Linked DNA regions of Homo sapiens: all the other regions are linked to region 1. Evidence: chromatin loops called from intact Hi-C (ENCODE). Cell type or tissue: dorsolateral prefrontal cortex. All regions are shown on one strand. Links, peaks and the distances in the headings refer to the core of each region. The heading gives the core; the rest is flanking DNA.

Region 1 (5,532 bases), core at 300-5,299:
TAGGGTGGCCAATGAAGGCCCCTCTGAGGAGGTGAGTTTGGGGCAGATGAAAAGGAGCTGTCTGTGTAAAGAGCCAGGGGAGAATGTTCCAGCCAGGAGAAGGGGTTGAGGACATGTTTGAGAATTGCTCCTGGGCTGGAGCCTGGGTGTGAGGAGGAACATGCAGGAGATGATGCTTAGAGACCTCAGGCTCTATTCTGAGCATACTGGGAGCTACTGGAGGGTCTTCAGGAGAGGGAAGCTGTGATCTGATTTATATGTTCAAAAGGTCAGGCTGGCTGCTTTTTAGAGAGACCAATGACAATATTTCTGCTAGTCCAAGTAAGAAACGATGGCAAAGGGGGCTGTTGCAGTGAAAGCAATGCAAAATTGGGTAGATCTTGAGTGTGCTGTAAAGGTCCAGTTACAACAGCATTTGTTGCAGAGTTGGATATGGAGGGAGTTAGAGAAAGCAAAATCACTGGCGATTGCAAGGGTTTTGGCCTGAGCAACTGGTTGGATGGTGACACCATTTATTAAGATGGAGAATACCAGAGGAAGAGAAGGTATGTATGTGTGTGTGAGTGTGTGTGTGTGTGTGCACATGTGATCAATGGATGAGCCTGGAATCAACAGTTCTGGTATGAAAGTGTTAAGTTTGAGACATCTGTTAGACTTCCAACAGAGATGTCACAGAGGTGACTGGGTCTATGAGTTTGGAGTTCAAGGGAATGGTGAGGCTGGAAACATCAGCCTGTAGATGGTATTAAAGTGCCCAACTAGATGAGTGCTCACAGAGAGAGTGTGGAGACAGGGCGTGCTGCTGAGGTCCCAATGTCTGTGTCCCCTCAACATTCCCATGTTGAAATCCTCACCCCCCAGAGGATGGAGTTTGGAGGTGTGGTCTTTAGGAGGTGATTAGGTCATGGCAGAGAGGCCTCATGAAGGCATCATGATTGCTGCCCTTATGAAGGAGCCTCGAGAGAGAGAGAGTCCTTGCTGCTTGAACCAGGACGTGGGATCTCACTGGACATGGAATCTGTTGGCACCTTAATCATGGACCTCTAGCCTTCAGAACTAGGAGAAATCAGTTTCTGTTGTTGAAGACACACAGGTTATGGCATTTGGTTAGAGCAGCCAAAACTGACCAAGACCTGGAGATCTGGGAAAAAAGGGAGAAGAGACCAGAAAATGAGGCTGAGGGGAGGCAGGAGCTGGGAGCGGGGGAAAGTGCTATCACAGAGGCAAGTTGACGAGGGGTGCAAGAGAGTGAGGAGTCGGGGCCCATGCTGCTGCATTCCCCGGCGTCTCTGGCATCCTGACCCACACCCCAGGCTGACGTGGATGCATATCGCTCATTGCCTGCTCACACATGTCAGGCATTTGCTTGTTGTTGAAGTCATCGTCTGTAACTAAAACGTAGCCTCCAAAAGGCAAGGACTTTTGCCTCCCTTGTTTATTGACAGATAGATGTATCCTTGGCACCCAGGACCAGCCCGGCACATCAGAGCTGTGTAACACAGCATCTGATCGAATGCTTTTGTTGCCTGAGTGCAGGGTGGAGGACGAGAGACCTGAGATCAACCTTGGCTTTGGCAGGGCAGAAGTCATCATATCCATGGCGAGATGTGATTCCCTCTGGCTGATGGAGATCAAATCCTCACTGGATTCTGTTCAGGAGACAAGGGAAGATGAGGAAGTACAGACAGAGGAAACAGACAACTTTCTCAGGGAGGTTTATGGGTCAGAGAGGAGAGGGACTGCAGTCAGGGTCAGGGAGGCCTTGGCTGTTGCCTCTTTATCTCCAGATGAGAGGAAATAAAGACATTTGTGTGCAGAGTGTGCATGCCCACAGGAACTCTCCAGTAAGGGGAGCCGTTGATGATGAGGGTACAAAGGAATGAGAGCTGATGTCCTGTGCCTGGGGGAAGGTGTGGAGGACTATGCAATCCTGTGCACAGGTAAGGGGCTGTCTGCAGGTAGACCAGCTTCACTCAGCAGAAATAAGAGGAGAGGTTAGAGCAGGAACATGCAGGGTAGATCTGGGGAGGATAAGGTTGAGTGTTGCAGTTTCCATCTGATTGTTTCTGGCTCTGCAGTAATGTAAGAAGTGAGGTCCTCACCGAGGAGGGTCAGAGACAGCAGAAGGTGGAGGAAAGGAGAGCAGGTGCACCAGGAAAACGGACTGGGATCATTGGGTCGTGTCAAGTCCACTTCATATTTGAGGTTACAATTTTTTTTTTTTTGAGACAAGGTCTTACTCTGTTGCTCAGGCTGGAGTGCAGTGGCACAGTCATGGCTCACTGTAGCCTTAACCTCCCAGACTCAAGCAATTTTCCCACCTCAGCCTCCCAAATAGCTGGGACCACAGGCACACTCCACTATGCCTGGCTAATTGTTTCTCTTTTTTTTGTAGAGAGAGTCTCACTGTGTTGCTCAGCCTGGGCTCAAGTGATCCTCCTTCCTTGGCCTCCTAAAGTGTTAGGACTACAGGTGCGAGCCACCACGCCCCACTGAGGTTATACATTTAAACTTAAGCTAAGTGGCAGGGTTGTGCGTGTTTCTTTAATCCATTTGGCTTCTCTATTAGAGGTGAAGTTAACTGGGGTAGGAATTAACTCAGATGCCATCACCAACCCCTACACTGACTACCTTTGTTAGGGTCATTAGTGCTTTAAGGCCAGGCGGGTCAGAGCATGAAGTCCAAAGACATGGCCTTATAAGAATTGGATTCCAGAAAAGGTGCTGATCCAGCTGTCTCTGACCCACACTTCTGAGGACTGCTCATCCAGGGCTCCCTGGCCCCACCAGCTTCCTCCAGGCCCCTGCTTCTGGACACTGTGGCTTGTCCCTCCACATCCCCCTGCCAGTCCCCTTTGAGCCCCACCAGCCACCTCTGTCCTCACCCTTCCTATCTCTGTCTCGCACAGCGCATGCCTGAATTCAGCCTGTTTGGGTTGCCTGTTCCCACTCTGACTTGCAAATGCAGACCCCTTGGGCTCACATTCTGGAGAAAACATAAACACCTCTCCTCTGTTGGCATGGGGATACCCTCAAATTTGGTGGCTCTCGGCTGCCCCCACCTGCCATAAATCAGATAGGACCGCAGCTACCCAGCTCAGCCCTGGTAAACCCCTTGGGGCTTGGCAGGAATGGCTTTCCCGGATCGAATTTCTTGGCAGAGAATTGGAAGGGATTTAAAATAACTGAGCACACCATACCACCCGTTTCCAGCTCCAAATAGAATTTGGAGTCCATTTCACACAGCGCTGGGGTTCTCTCACCCACAGATGGTGTTACCAAAATTGTGTGTGCTGCTGCTCTGTTTGTCTCTAGGCTTGTCTACCTCGACCTGCACTGCTGGCCTTTCCAAACTCTTCCTGGCCTGCGTGCTCCATGGCCATCTGGGTGTCAGCGTGCCCTCACATGTCTGTCAGCTGCCAGACTCCCTGGATCTCTGTCTATTGATTGATCTGTAAATTTCCCGCACTGTGCATCCATCAGCCGTCCACCCCCTCCACTCCTCCTGCATGCACATATGCCTGCCTGCACCCCGCTCCAGCCTGGAGGAAGCTTTCTCTCCTCTTTTGGCAATTGGCGGTCATGTCTCAGAATCCACAATATGTTGATTCTTTTCAGAATCAACACACCCTCTCCTCCGCACTATCTGACCTGGCTGGACAACAGGCAGAGGCTGTTGACATGAGTTGAGGGTGCTGCTCTATACCACAGTGGGGTATACTGCAGGGGAAAGAGGTGTGGTCTCAGAGTCATGAAACCTACCTTCTACTTGACCATTGGGAAGTCACGAATCTCTGAGTCATTCTCCTCATCTAAGAAATAGGGGTAATATTACCTGTCCCACAGGAGTGGTTTGAGGATTTGATGATGTCTCTGTGAAGCTCAGCTCACAGCACAAAGTAGGGATTTAAAAATGCTCTTTAATCTGTGGTCTATGGTAACTATCAAACAAGTAATGCTAACAACGATCATTTATTGAATAATTATTCTCAGTGTGTTAAGGACTTTATATATTTCATTGTGTTTAATTTTTGTAAGACTTAATGACTTTGATCATCAAAGTATGGTTCCCCAAACAGCAGCCTCAGCATTACCTGGGAATAGTTACAAATGCTGAATCTCAGTCTCCATCACCAAGCGTTTTCCATCAGAATTGGCATTTTAACAAGATTCCCAAGATGTTGAAAGTGACATCCTGCGATTATTTACCCCCTTTTCACAGGTGAGGACACTGAGACCTAAACTGGGTGCATAATTTGTCCTGGATCACACAGCAGGCAGCTGGCAAATCTAGGTTCTAAAACTGGCTTCCCAGATATCAGTCCTTCACCACCATGGCAGAGTGTGTTAATCAGTGTTCACACTCACGCACATGCTCACACCCACGGAAAGGACACGGTGGCCACTCAGCAGGTTCGGAGCCCATGATCCGAAATGCCCAGGGTGCAGAAGACCCAACCCAGTTGAGAACTATCTTCTCCTTCCCCAGAAGGAAGTGCAGCAGCAGGAACATGAGAATGCAGGCTTCTGTTTAACTAGCTGTGTGATCCCGCGCAAGTTACTTCACCTCTCTGGGCCTCTATTTCTTAGATTTACAAAGTGGGATGATTTGCCCAGATGTAACAGTGTGCCTCTGTTATTGCCCTTTTGTCTCGTTGGTGATTCTGTTTTGACAATCATACCCATAAGAAGCCTGTTGGTGTTTCTGTCTGATGTCAGTTATCACTCCGGGAATGGAGTTAGGATGAGGGGGAGAGAGAAGAGGATGTAAGAGGTTGTAAGGGAATGGTTGAATTAAACCTGGCTTTCCTTAAAATGACTCATTCTCAAGCATAGACAAATCAGGGAGGCCTGTGTCAATTACTCCTTGTGATTATTCCCGAGCCTATTTGTGGAACTCCAGGCCCTTTCCGTACCTCATTCGGAGGGCTTTTCTCAGGGGGTTTATGGACCAAGGACATCTGGTGCCTGAGGCTTTATGTCTGTTGGTGTGATCATCCAAACTGGGGAAGGGCCTATAACACTCCAAATGCTGGTGCCCGAATATCTTTAATTCCTTCTGAAGGGTCGGGGTTATTTCTCCATCGGGAGCACTAATGGGATTCTAATACCCTGGCAAATGGGATTTTTTACAACTGCCATTCTGCAGTTACTGAGATGGCGTGTCGCTGGGACAGCCCTATAAATCCTGTCAACTCACTCTGAGGAGGAGGCGGCCACAGGGAGAGGTGGCTGCTTCCAGTGCTGGCAGCCTGGGGGGCCCTCTGAGGGGTGTCCAGGTTCTAGTTCTCAGGATGAGTTACTATCTTTGCCAGGGAGAGATGGTAAATCATGGGAATGGGGCAGGGCACAGCCCTAGGGCCTCAGAGAAGCCACAGGAGTTTGATGGGAAGGAGGCAGTAGGCCCCTGGGAAAAGTGCTCTTCACTTCCTCTCCTTTTGCAGTTTGGTTTTCCAAGGCCTCTGTCTCTGAGGGCTCATGGACACAAGACCTAAGGATATCTACCAAAAGCAGGTACCTCTGTCCTTTTAA
Region 2 (5,532 bases), core at 179-5,178, 260 kb before region 1:
AGTGCCTCTTTCTTGTCTTCTTGGGCCGACAGCTGGCTGGTTATCACAATCATCTGAGTGCACCCACCTTCTAGGGCAGTCTCCTAGGCTATATTTGGTTAGCTTATTTATGAGGATGTCACATAGGCAGAATCAACAACCTTCCTGTTCTTGAGCTCTAATATGTTTATTGTGTCATCACTTCTACAAGAATCATCTTCCTCTTTGAGACAGGAGTAACCTGGGTGGGTCAGACACAATGTGCTTCTTTCAAAGCCACACTGGTATTTCCCAGCACTCTGCGGTTTGTCTGTCTCCCAATTGATTCTCTTTTGATTTGCCCTGAGAGTCTTTCTCATAGGAAAATCAGGTTTTGTTATCAATCTCTAACTTTCCAAGTCGCCTTCCTGCCTTTTTAAAACATACATTGCATTTATTTGTTTCTTGTGTTTGGAAACCTTATCCAGTCCTTCATGAATTCTCAAAAACAGGATTTGTTGAAACTACAATTCCATCAGTCAGTTTTTAATGACATGTCCACTAAGTTATAAGACTGTGGATGGCAAGGACAATATTTTATTTGATTTTTAAAAAAATTCTCCATGGTGCTGAATACTATGCCCTGGCAGATTAACAGGTGCTTAAAACCTGTGTGAAATGCATCTGCCCAGCCCTGTAAGATTCTAGGTCCTCTGGGAAATACTACAAAATATATTATCTTGTCCAACCTTCTAGGAATTTTCAATTTAGGTGGGCAAGCGAGTCTTACATCCATGAAACTTTTAGAAAATAGTAAATGACAATATGATCAAGGGCCAGAATGGACAATAAAGACTGTGTGTATAATGCTCCAGTAAGTAAGATAATTAACAATGGGATCTTATAGGTGGCTAAACTGGCAATGTACTCCAAATGCAGCTGCAGGCATTGGAGGGTGGGCCTCGATCTGGGCTTTGGAGTCAGACAGATTTGGATTTAAATCTGAGGCTTCTGCAATCAAGTAGCTGTGTGATTCGGACAAGTTGCTTAACCCTTGTAAGCCTTGGGTTACTTATCTGTCATATAGGAATAATCCTACTTCTAATAATGCATTCCTATGAGGATGTAAACTCCAACAGGAAAGAGAGTGCTGTCTCTTTTGTTCACTGCTCTACTCCTATTGGCTAGAAGACCAATGACCATTTGTTGATGCAATCAACCTCACCAGGTTTTCATTAGTTTAGGCAATATACATAAATTAAAAGTTGAATGCAGTGCTGAGCATAATATGTGCTCAATACAATTTTAAAATCATTATTGTAGCTTCACTTGGGTTTGGCAGTACTTAACCTTCTGGCCATGTAATCCTTGAGTTCTGTTTCCTGTAGCAATGAGCCCATAGCAATGAACCTAAGTGCTGATATTCTAAAAGAATATCAGGTCTGTAGAAAGCTGTCCGTATATTCTGACCTGCTTTGTGTATTTCTTCAATTACTTCGCCTTACTATTGTATCTTCATTTGTTTGTTTAAATCTTTTGAATCTGGATTTCTTTGTTATTTTCCTCCAGATTTTGTGACTCACTTGAATCATGTCTTTTTCCATTGCCTCTCTGGCATCTTGATAGTTGTAGGTGATTTTCTTATGAAAGACCAGTGCCCACTGTGAGGCCATGGGACACAGCCCGAAGCCCTTTAGCTCCTGGATAACTAGCTAATAGTTCCCTAGAAGGAATGCCCTCAGGCTTCCTGAGGACTGGAATGACTCCTTGGCAGAGGTGAAGCATTTTTTAATCTATCTGAGTTATTTAAAGTTTAAGACAGGGATAACCTACACGAGAGACTATTTTCTTGAAGAATACAGACTTGGGGTCCAGGCTCTGCTATTTGCTAGATTTACAACTTTGGAGAAATTAACCTCTTTGGTTTTCCATTTCTTTTTCAGTTAAACTGTGGTGAAAAAATACCTATCAAATAGGGTTATGGTGAGTGTTAAGAAAACCGATGTGTGCAAAGCACATATATATTTTGTTTTTATTTTTATTTTGTCTGTTTCATGTTTTCAGAAACCATGATCAAAGCATTCATAAGTTCTCCAAAAGGGTTCCATTGGTCCTCAAAGCACTTTTCACACATAAAGAGGAGGATGCTCAAAGAACTAATTTCTTGCAACTGACCTCTAAGTGTGGCTAGTACTTTCAGGCACTGCAGGGGGCTGGCTGCTGTAAAGGATACCAAAGACTGTGGAATTCACACTCTAAGGAGCCAAGACTAACAGGAATACACGAGACTACAGTGAGCAGCACAGATAGCAGTTAATGAGAGCTCAATTAGGTGGTGCAAAAACCTAAGTGCTGAGAGGAAGGTCAATGACAGCTGGGTGCGCTAGAAAGGGTTTGACTGCAGATGCTCTGCAGGCTTCCCCAGCCCTTGAAAAAGTACACTTGAGGGAGGAGATAGGATGAGGCTTTTGTTGGCAGCGTACTGAAAAAAAAAAAAAAAAAGATTTTCTTGGAATCAGCCCCACCAGATGACTTAGGGATACTATAAAAATGAGGCCATACTCGCTACCTGGAAGTCAAGAGACCTCAGCAGCCCAGGAGAAGGCCATGGTGGGAGCACACGAAGATTAAGCTGGGACCACCTGTAGTGGCAAAAATCAATACCTAACACTCAATGCCCAGATGCAGATGGGGTTCTGGCCGTCAGGGGGCACTGTAGCAGAAGCCCTGGAGCCCCAGCTGTGCGTAGTCAGGGCCACTGCGTTTCAGGACTCCAGGGAGTGCCGTTCCCGTCGCGTACACTGGGAAGGTGCCACCTAAAGTCGGCACAAAGTGGCGGCCCCGAGTGTAGCTCATCCTGCATGATAGTGTCTTCTCCAGTCAATATAAACCCTGGGAAGATGCCACGTGTAGTGAAATATTCCTGCAAACTCTATCGACACATGTCAGTTTTCCTCGATCAGCACAAGAGGAGTGTTCAATAAAACAGCGTATAAGGTTAATTACCAGGGCATTCCACATAGTGCGATCACTTTGTTAGTATCACAACCTTTTATATGTCATGTGTGACAACACTGCAAAGTGGTTTGTACTGTTCATTAATTGTAACTTGGAACTTCCTTCATTTGAAAGTGGTCATTTATAGGCACACGTCCTCCAGATCCTGAGTAGGTGGAGATTGTTTTAAAAGGGGGATGGGGGTGACAGTTTCCCCACCTGTCTTCACTAACATGCTTGCTTTTTAATTTTTTTCTTTCTTCCTTCTCTTTTGTCTTTATCCTTCGCTTTCTTTCTCCTTTCCTTCTTCCTTCTGTTGACAAAGGTGAAATGAGTAAGATGCCTTTTAAGGAGCTCTGGGTGAGTGCACTACCTTCTACTCTAGAAAAATAGAATGAAAATGGGCTGGCTGCAGAAACCAGGAACTTGTCTGATCCCTACGTGTATTATTCCCTTTTCCTTGTTCTATGCTATTTCTCATGCTGCCTTTGTGCTTTTGATTCCTGACTTTTTTTTATGGATTTTGTATATGCTGGAATTCAGAGGCTTTCAACATTTTTTTGACTGAAGCCCTGTATGAAATAGATTTTATAGCTTCAGCTCAGAACACACACAGAACTATACACTCACATACTCACATAACAAACAAAAGAATCACTGAATAACATTTAATCTTAAGATGGAGGATGTACTCTGACATTTTATATTCTAATCTGTCTTTTCCTATTTTATTTCATCTATTCAATTTCACTTACAAAAACACTCAACCATAGCTCACTAGATTTATTTCATAGCTAATTAATGGATCATAATTGATAATTTGAAAAACTGTTTTAAATGATTATTAACTCCTGAATTACTCCTGTCTCTTAGTGGTCTTTCATTCCTACCCAATTTCAGCATATGCTTGATTGGATTATTTTCTTGAAATCCAAATGGTGACACCGATAGCATAGATTAAAGAGCAGATAAAAAAATACAAAAGAGCATGCAAACAAGTTTGAAGTACATTAAGTTGGTCTAAAAAGCTTGAAATCTCACATTTTATTCAATATTTTAAAAGGTTTTTCCTTATAGTATTGTAATCTCTACCTGTATGTGAAGAAAATCCTGACAGGCTCATGACATTTTTGCTCACTGTTAAGCAGGTATACACACTGGCCAGTCAGAATGAACACAGGCAGTAGGCAATCTCTGTGACAGTACTGTGGCTGGCTGGTTCAATACCAGATTAGTTCTTAAGCAACAGATCTTCTATTTAAGTTACAAATGCAATCTGAGTTTGGAAATTAGAATATGCAGTCTAGGATTTTCATCACCATTCTGAACTGAATTTAACATTAAATCAACCCTGCACCAGTGTGACAGTAACCTTCCTCCCAACCCCCTTGGAACTTGAAGACAGCCTCTGATGGGGCTGGGCAGAGGAACCTAGGAGGAAGGATGGTCACAGGAATAGGGGCGTCCTTCCCTTCCCCGTAGAGCAATCAGGCCCTGGCAGCTGAGGAAAGGTGCATGTTCATGGCAAAACAACAATATGAGGTCCCACGGATCCTCCTTGCCATTGTATTTCTCTCACACTCTGGCGGGAGCCTTCTTGGGCAAGACTCAAAGGAGGTCAGGCCCAGCTCTCTTGCTCTGGCATGGCCATGCCTGAGTGTAGGAAGCATTGCTCACTCAGATTAACTGGGAGTGCAGGCTAATTGGGGCCACCTTCCTATTCCACCTTTCCCTGTGAGTCAGGTTCTGGCCACTTGCCCTGACACTGACCACTAGAAACTCAGCCTTACAACCTCTCTTGGGAAAAGAAGGAAGCTCCTCCACCCACTACCCCCAGGGGCTGAGTCTGAAAGCACAGTGATAGCTATTGGTAAAGGAAAACCCATCATATCCTCCCTTGACCCTTTATGTCCTGAAAGCAGGAAAAGTGTAGCACTGTACAGAGTTTTTATTAATTTCCTTGTGTAATCTACACTGTCTGACCACTTACTTTGGAATTTTCTACCTACTGCATCTTGGCATCTCTGCTATAACTTCAATTTTTCTATCTTGTCATTCTGTGAAGAGCATTTAAAGTTACATGTGACTATGAAGAAAACATAACGGAATTTTTTGGGGCATTGTAACTCTTTGTATTATTGTAAGCCAGGTCAAATTAATTAATTTCAAATTCGTCAATTGCATTTGCATCACTTAATTATATCTTTCTTGACAATAGATCTGTTGTATTTTTTTCTTTACAAAATTCATGTAAACTTGTTTCAGAATAATCCTTTTATATTTAGGATTCACTACTAAAATAACAGCAAAATGAAATCTGCAGCTCACTCTTTTCAGTCTTCACAAATGAAATCTTAAAGTAGATATTCCAAAAAAGGAGACTGGGTAGCCTTCTGCTCAGTTACCATAATGGGACTTGGAGGGTCAGGGAAGTTCAAGATAAAAATCCCCACTCCCAAATTATTTGCCACACCCAACTTCGTCAAGCTAAGTATGAAGTAAGGGGAGGAAAAGGGAAGGCAGCTGCCAGTCATTGCAAGCTGTCATAACGAAGTACCATAAACTGGGTGGCTTATG
Region 3 (5,532 bases), core at 179-5,178, 440 kb before region 1:
AGCTTTTGCTTAAAAAATGTTTATTTGGGGGAAAATGTTATCATCATGATCTTCCAAAACACATTATATTACTAAATGTGTATTGGCATCTACTCTCTTACTTTAAGATGGTTCCAGTTTTTGAAGTAGCCCAAATCCCCCAGATTGTTACCAGAAATTATCAAAAGGAGAAGAAACACATTCACTTCAGCTGATTTTTGTTGTTGTTTATTGGAGATCCAAGGTAGTCAAATTAGCCTCAAGAAGCCCTTCTGAAGTCTAAGAAGGAAAACCAAATTACTGTTCATTTAATGTTTAATTAAATTTATTATAGCTAGTAGGCTGGTTTTAGGCTGTTTATGGTACACTAATGTTAGAATTTTATGCATTCTATGTACACTTGATAGCACATTGGGGTCTCTCGGTATAATCAACATGTACAATATACTCATGCCCATTTTATGTGAGTTGGAACACACCTTTACTATTTTAAATGATTATAGAAGTTTATAGTTATATTTCTCCCCTTAAATTGTTAGTGATGTCTATAATTTATTTGATGCCACATTCTTGATATGGAACTCAATTCCGAATTAGCAATCTTCCTACAGGGAAAATTCTACTTGGTTCATAAAATGCATTTTAGTATGAGATTTCTAGGAATGCGGTTACAAAATGAGGCAACCGTCTGCATTTTCACTAGAGGTAAATGGCGGTTTTTTTTTTTTTAACTAAAGATAAAGATGATAGTTCTTCACATGGAACTGCAAATAAGTGAAAGTGAATACTGATTTCTCCTGACGTTGCGAGCGTTGGTCTTCAGTGCCCTTCCATTTAGAGTCATTCCTTCCCTTACCTTCTGCAAGTGTTTCTACATCAAAAAACAGAGCGGAAAGAAATTTTCGAAAACATCTTGTCCTAGTCTGACCCTGCACGTATAAAAATGCTGAGGTCGGGGTGTCACAAGTGACTTGCCTCGACCTGTGGGGCTGGGAAAGGCGGGAGCCAGGCTTGAATTCAGATCTGAATTCAAACCCGGGATGATTTTTCCTATTCACATTTCTCCTTACTATTGTGGTGAAACTTGAGGAAGCAAGCAGGAGACAGCATATGTTATTTGATACTAAGTCCCTGCTATAGAAATGCCCCTCCCTACTCCCGTCCTCCTCTCCAGGTGTTCTGATGATAATCAATAGTGTTCCAGTTATATTGGGCAATGTCTGGGAAGTTCTAAAGCTCTGCCTAGAAAGGGAAAATGCCATTTGAGTTGCCAGAACAAAATAAATTTGATGGACTCCCTTACCTCTAAGGTACGCTCCTTGTGATAATTACCCCTTTATTCTCTCTGACCCTTCTGGGCCCAAGGCCTCCCATGCCCAGATTAAATGGTTACTATATACTTATTTATGTTCCATCAGCCAATATCCTTCAGCAAGAGTAGCTGCAACCTTGATTTGTTTTCTCCTTTTACAGCGATGTTGCTGGAAGAGGTGGATGGGACATTTAATTTGGCATTAAATTCTATGCTGGTGCATTATCCCCTATGGCAAACAAAAGTGGTGTGGAAGGTTTGCATTTATGATTTTGCTCAGTTCAACTCATTTTTATGCCCAGGGAAGGTTTTTGCTCAAGCTTTTCGTGCTTCTATTGCAGTTTTATTTCTGATTTCATAGAGATGATTTCGTAGAGGGAAACAGTCTGCTTTCCCTTTGTATTCAGACTACCATTTTCCATTTGGAAGTGTTGGCAACAACCTTGTTTCTGCGTGTATGTGCAAAAGAAATAGAATGTTTGAATTTTGAGTTCTCTTCTCAAGGGATGTGGTCTGTGTCAGAGGCAGGCACGACAGGGATACCTTGTATCTGTGAGCTTTTGCCATCCAATGTGCCTGGGAGGGAAAGAGATTCCTCTCAGCTCTTCTTTTCCTGTTTCATTCCCTCCTCTGATTTCATAGTGGATGTTGCAGTGGGGGGTCTACCATCAGCAGGATTCACAACCAACTTGTTCTGTGCTTTAGAGTGATCATCTATGGGATGAGGTTGCCTCAAGGCTTTGCTGGATAGCTGCCAGCCCCGAGACCTGCCAACAGTCCCCTTCTTCTCAAGACCTCACAACACTCCAAATTGCTGCTTTCTCTGCAGAGAAATGCTCTTTGCTCTCTATTTCCTCTTACCGTGGCCCTTTGTCCTCAGCACTCGGCCCGAATTCCTTTCTTCACAAACAATAAAAAGGTATGCCCTCAATTTCTTCCTCCCACCCAAGCATTGACCACATTAGCCCTGTAATCTTTTTTTCTTGGCCCTTGTCTACACTTATTTCCCAGCGTGTCCTTGGTTAGGAGCGGTGTGTGTGTGTGTGTGTGTGTGTGTATAAAGTGAACTGCAGAGGAAGAAAACAAAGAAGGTGCAACAGCGAAAGACTGCAGGGGCAAGCAAGGCTTCTGGAGGGAACTTGGGCCTCACTGCCACTCTCTTGCCTCTTCCAGGGTTTCTTGATCACTGATGTTTCCAAGTTGATATTGGCAGTTTTGAAGAAGCCTTTGTTCTTCATGTATGTGAGAGAAAGGGACTAAAAAGGATAGAAAAACCACAATTGAAGCTGCTAATCCTGAACAGAGCCCGAGGCTGTGGAAGACAAAAAGCACCGTGCAAAATAAATTGCAGAAGAGAAACAAGAAAATTCACAACGGTTTCCTATGCCTGGCCTATTTCTACAATTCTTCTGTTAATGAATATTCGTTTTCTACCTGTAGTTCAGCACACTGTTAGAGGAAGAATCAGTCCTCTAACCACACACAGGCTTTCCCATGCCGGAACATTCCAGTCTTGTATCACTGGGACAGAACCCCCAAGAGCCACAGGGCGAGACACCACAAGTGCTTCCAGCGTCGATCGCTAGATGGAGCCCGTGTTATGCACAAATCCAGCCCCAAGGGTCCTGGGGTAGCTGGTGAAGCCATTAGCTGGAGGGCAGCAATTTTAAAGGGTGGTACTTGATTAAGAGAATCCATTTCTCCTACAGTTAGCCCAGAAGCCCAATTGCTCTTGCAGGTGCTTAAAAATTTTCAGTATGTGGATTCACGTTATTCTCTCTCTCTCTCTCTCTCCACCTTGATCAACTATCGCAGGTCTGGATGAGCTCCACTGGCAGCGCTGGTCCCTCCAGGCATCTCGGCAGTAGCTGGAAGCCCCACATTTGGGGTGAGACTCTCTGGCTTCATGAGCTTGCTGCTTCAGTATAATTAGCTGTCTAACTGCTCACCCACACGGAGCCCATATGTGTGTTACTAATTATGATTTATTTAAAAACTCTCTGTTTGCCATTCTTTGTTCTCTATTTCCTCTTTATTGAAGGGCCGAGGGAGGGATTTGATTTGGAAGCTGTTCTGAATGGTAGGTTTTACCTTCCTTTGCATTTTCTGGACTTTTCCTTCTAGTTTCAAAATCTAGGCAGCTTCTGTACCTAACTCTCAGCATGCTGACCTGCTGCTTGCTACCTCTCCCTCCAGCAACAAAATGTACCAGGACAGGTGTGGTCACAGCATTTAGAAGGAAGTAGCTATTACATAAACGGCCGCATCAACATATCTGCTGCTCCCAAGTCTGTATTTCCAACACAGACATTATACCCAAGCTTCAAACCCATATATACCATTGCTTACTGGACATCTTCACCTAATTGTACACAGGCAGTTCCAACTCAGTGTGTGCAAAACTGGACCCCAAGTCTTAGCCCCAAACTTGTTCTCCTGCTGTACCTCATCTTGTCCAGAGTAGAAACCGCAGATCCTCAAGTCCTCCCTCTCTCTCTCCCTCCATCTTTACCTTCATGTTTGATGGATTTCACTCCCTCCCAGCTCTCTTCCTGTCATGCTTTCTGTTTCCAGCGCTGCTGTTTAAACCAAACCCTCCCATTCCTGCCTATAGCGTGGCAAGGGGCTCCACTTATCTTCCTCTGTCCAGTCCTGAAACTCATATTCCATCCACACCATGGCCAAGCTCATCTACCCAGTACACCATAGGCTCAAGTTCTTCACCTGTTTAAAGCCGTCAAAGACCCCTCACAAGCCTTAGCAGACCTTTCCTGAGAGCATGCTGTCCCTGGCAGGACCCTCATCTCTGGAGGCTGCGCCCACCCCACCTGGTCGCTGCAGCTCCCTCAGGTCACGTTGCCATGTGGCTGCAGCCCCGGAAGGGACTTTCTCTCCCTCCTTGCCTGAATGGGCCCTGTTTACTTCACCCCTCAGCTTGAGCCGAGCCCTATCCCCACAGGTCCATGTTATCTCCTCCTTTGTGTCGCTGCAGTCCCAGAGCATGTTTCTGCCAGGACTGTTGTCACAAGTCCTTGCAATTGCCTCTGCTTGCTTGCCTTCCCCTAGAGACCACAAACTCCACGAGGCCCGCACTGTGCCATGTGACCCACAGGTATCTGCACAGAGTACCTAGAACAGCACCTGCTAGTAGCTCCAGAAACACTTAGTGAATGAACAGAAGCCACTACTAGCATTAGCACTGCAGCGGGGTGGTGCTCATCAATGGCCAGCTGGACTGACTGGTGTTTGCATGTTTAATTATGTGTGTGTGTGTGAGAGAGAGAGAGAAAGAGAGAGAGGGGGAGGGAGGGAGAGAGAAACAGAGAGAAGAGAACTATTTCTGGGGCTCACAGCAGGTCCTCACTTCTCTCCCTTTTAGTTAATTATTATCTAAATGAAGACCTGCAGGGCACATGGCATTTTGCTTGAAGCCTGAGGGAGGTTACCTACAAAGTGAAATATTCATAAAGTATACAGATGTCATACACTACAAATTCATGCCTGAAGGTGAGAAGAATATTTGAGAAAGAGACACCAGAGAACGCAAAGGACTGCTAATGAGAGACTTGTGATCAGGAGCCCTGGATTCCAGACAGACCTTAACTAGTCACCCTCCTGGGACAAGGAGGGGCAGAGGAAACAGAGATGCCCCGGAAGGTCCCTTTGAGCTCGGAAGCTGTTGACGTTGAGACTGGAATGTGGGTGCAGTACTTTGCGAGTGTGGCAGATATGGGGAAGTGCTCAAGGCCATGGAACTGGCTGCCCAGCTGAGGGGTGTCCCCTCAGCAGTCAGCCCCTTCAGGGTTTGTCTCAACTGCAGCTCACATCTGGTGACCGAGCTGGGTGGAGGTTCAGAGGTCCAGCCTCCTCAGCTTGACAGGCGACAACGCTGATGGGCAGTGGTTACTCCAGAGCCCCAGCTGGCTGGCTGAGGCTTATTCAGGTCAACTTCACAGTTGAGCTTCTCCCTCTTCACAATGATTTCTCTGCCCTTGTTTCTGGCAGCATTGGTCCCTGATTGTATATTATGTTATGCCCCACTCCATCTCAGCGTCTGGTGTAGACAACTGAACCTCTGAAGGTGCTAACCTACGATAGTACTAAGATATGGCCTGAAATGCGGCTTTGTAGCTGGATCACTTTCTGATTGGCCAGAGGACTCCTTCATCAGATGTAGGTGAGCAATAGTAAGCTTCTAGCACAAAGTGGGGGTCCAGTACTTAAAACTCACTGGTGGTGTA

What was found. Hi-C counts contacts between places; a loop is a spot of excess contacts. Peaks named below come from ENCODE experiments on the same cell type or tissue, not always from the same donor. Only the 100,000 strongest peaks of a DNase experiment are listed, where the experiment ranks them.
Region 2: it touches region 1 in a loop (4-fold over the local background); 31 of 110 quality-filtered maps call a loop at or near these places.
Region 3: it touches region 1 in a loop (8-fold over the local background); 58 of 110 quality-filtered maps call a loop at or near these places.

The regions. Positions count from the first base shown.
Region 1 is chr11:131,501,316-131,506,847 of GRCh38, forward strand. The region is part of intron 1 of NTM (neurotrimin); the gene reads left to right. Among named protein-coding and RNA genes, the nearest start is that of NTM-AS2, 37 kb to the right of the region's middle. In dorsolateral prefrontal cortex, for the core only: a CTCF peak has its summit at 3,084; DNase peaks (open chromatin) are centred at 3,046 and 3,396; H3K4me3 peaks cover 587 bases; H3K27ac peaks cover 4,072 bases.
Region 2 is chr11:131,244,106-131,249,637 of GRCh38, forward strand. No RefSeq gene overlaps it. Among named protein-coding and RNA genes, the nearest start is that of NTM, 120 kb to the right of the region's middle. RefSeq lists an enhancer at 1,943-2,588. In dorsolateral prefrontal cortex, for the core only: CTCF peaks have their summits at 2,674 (motif pointing right) and 2,878; a DNase peak (open chromatin) is centred at 2,686; H3K4me3 peaks cover 807 bases.
Region 3 is chr11:131,061,693-131,067,224 of GRCh38, forward strand. No RefSeq gene overlaps it. Among named protein-coding and RNA genes, the nearest start is that of SNX19, 150 kb to the left of the region's middle. In dorsolateral prefrontal cortex, for the core only: CTCF peaks have their summits at 2,873 (motif pointing right) and 3,075; DNase peaks (open chromatin) are centred at 2,869 and 3,147; H3K4me3 peaks cover 335 bases.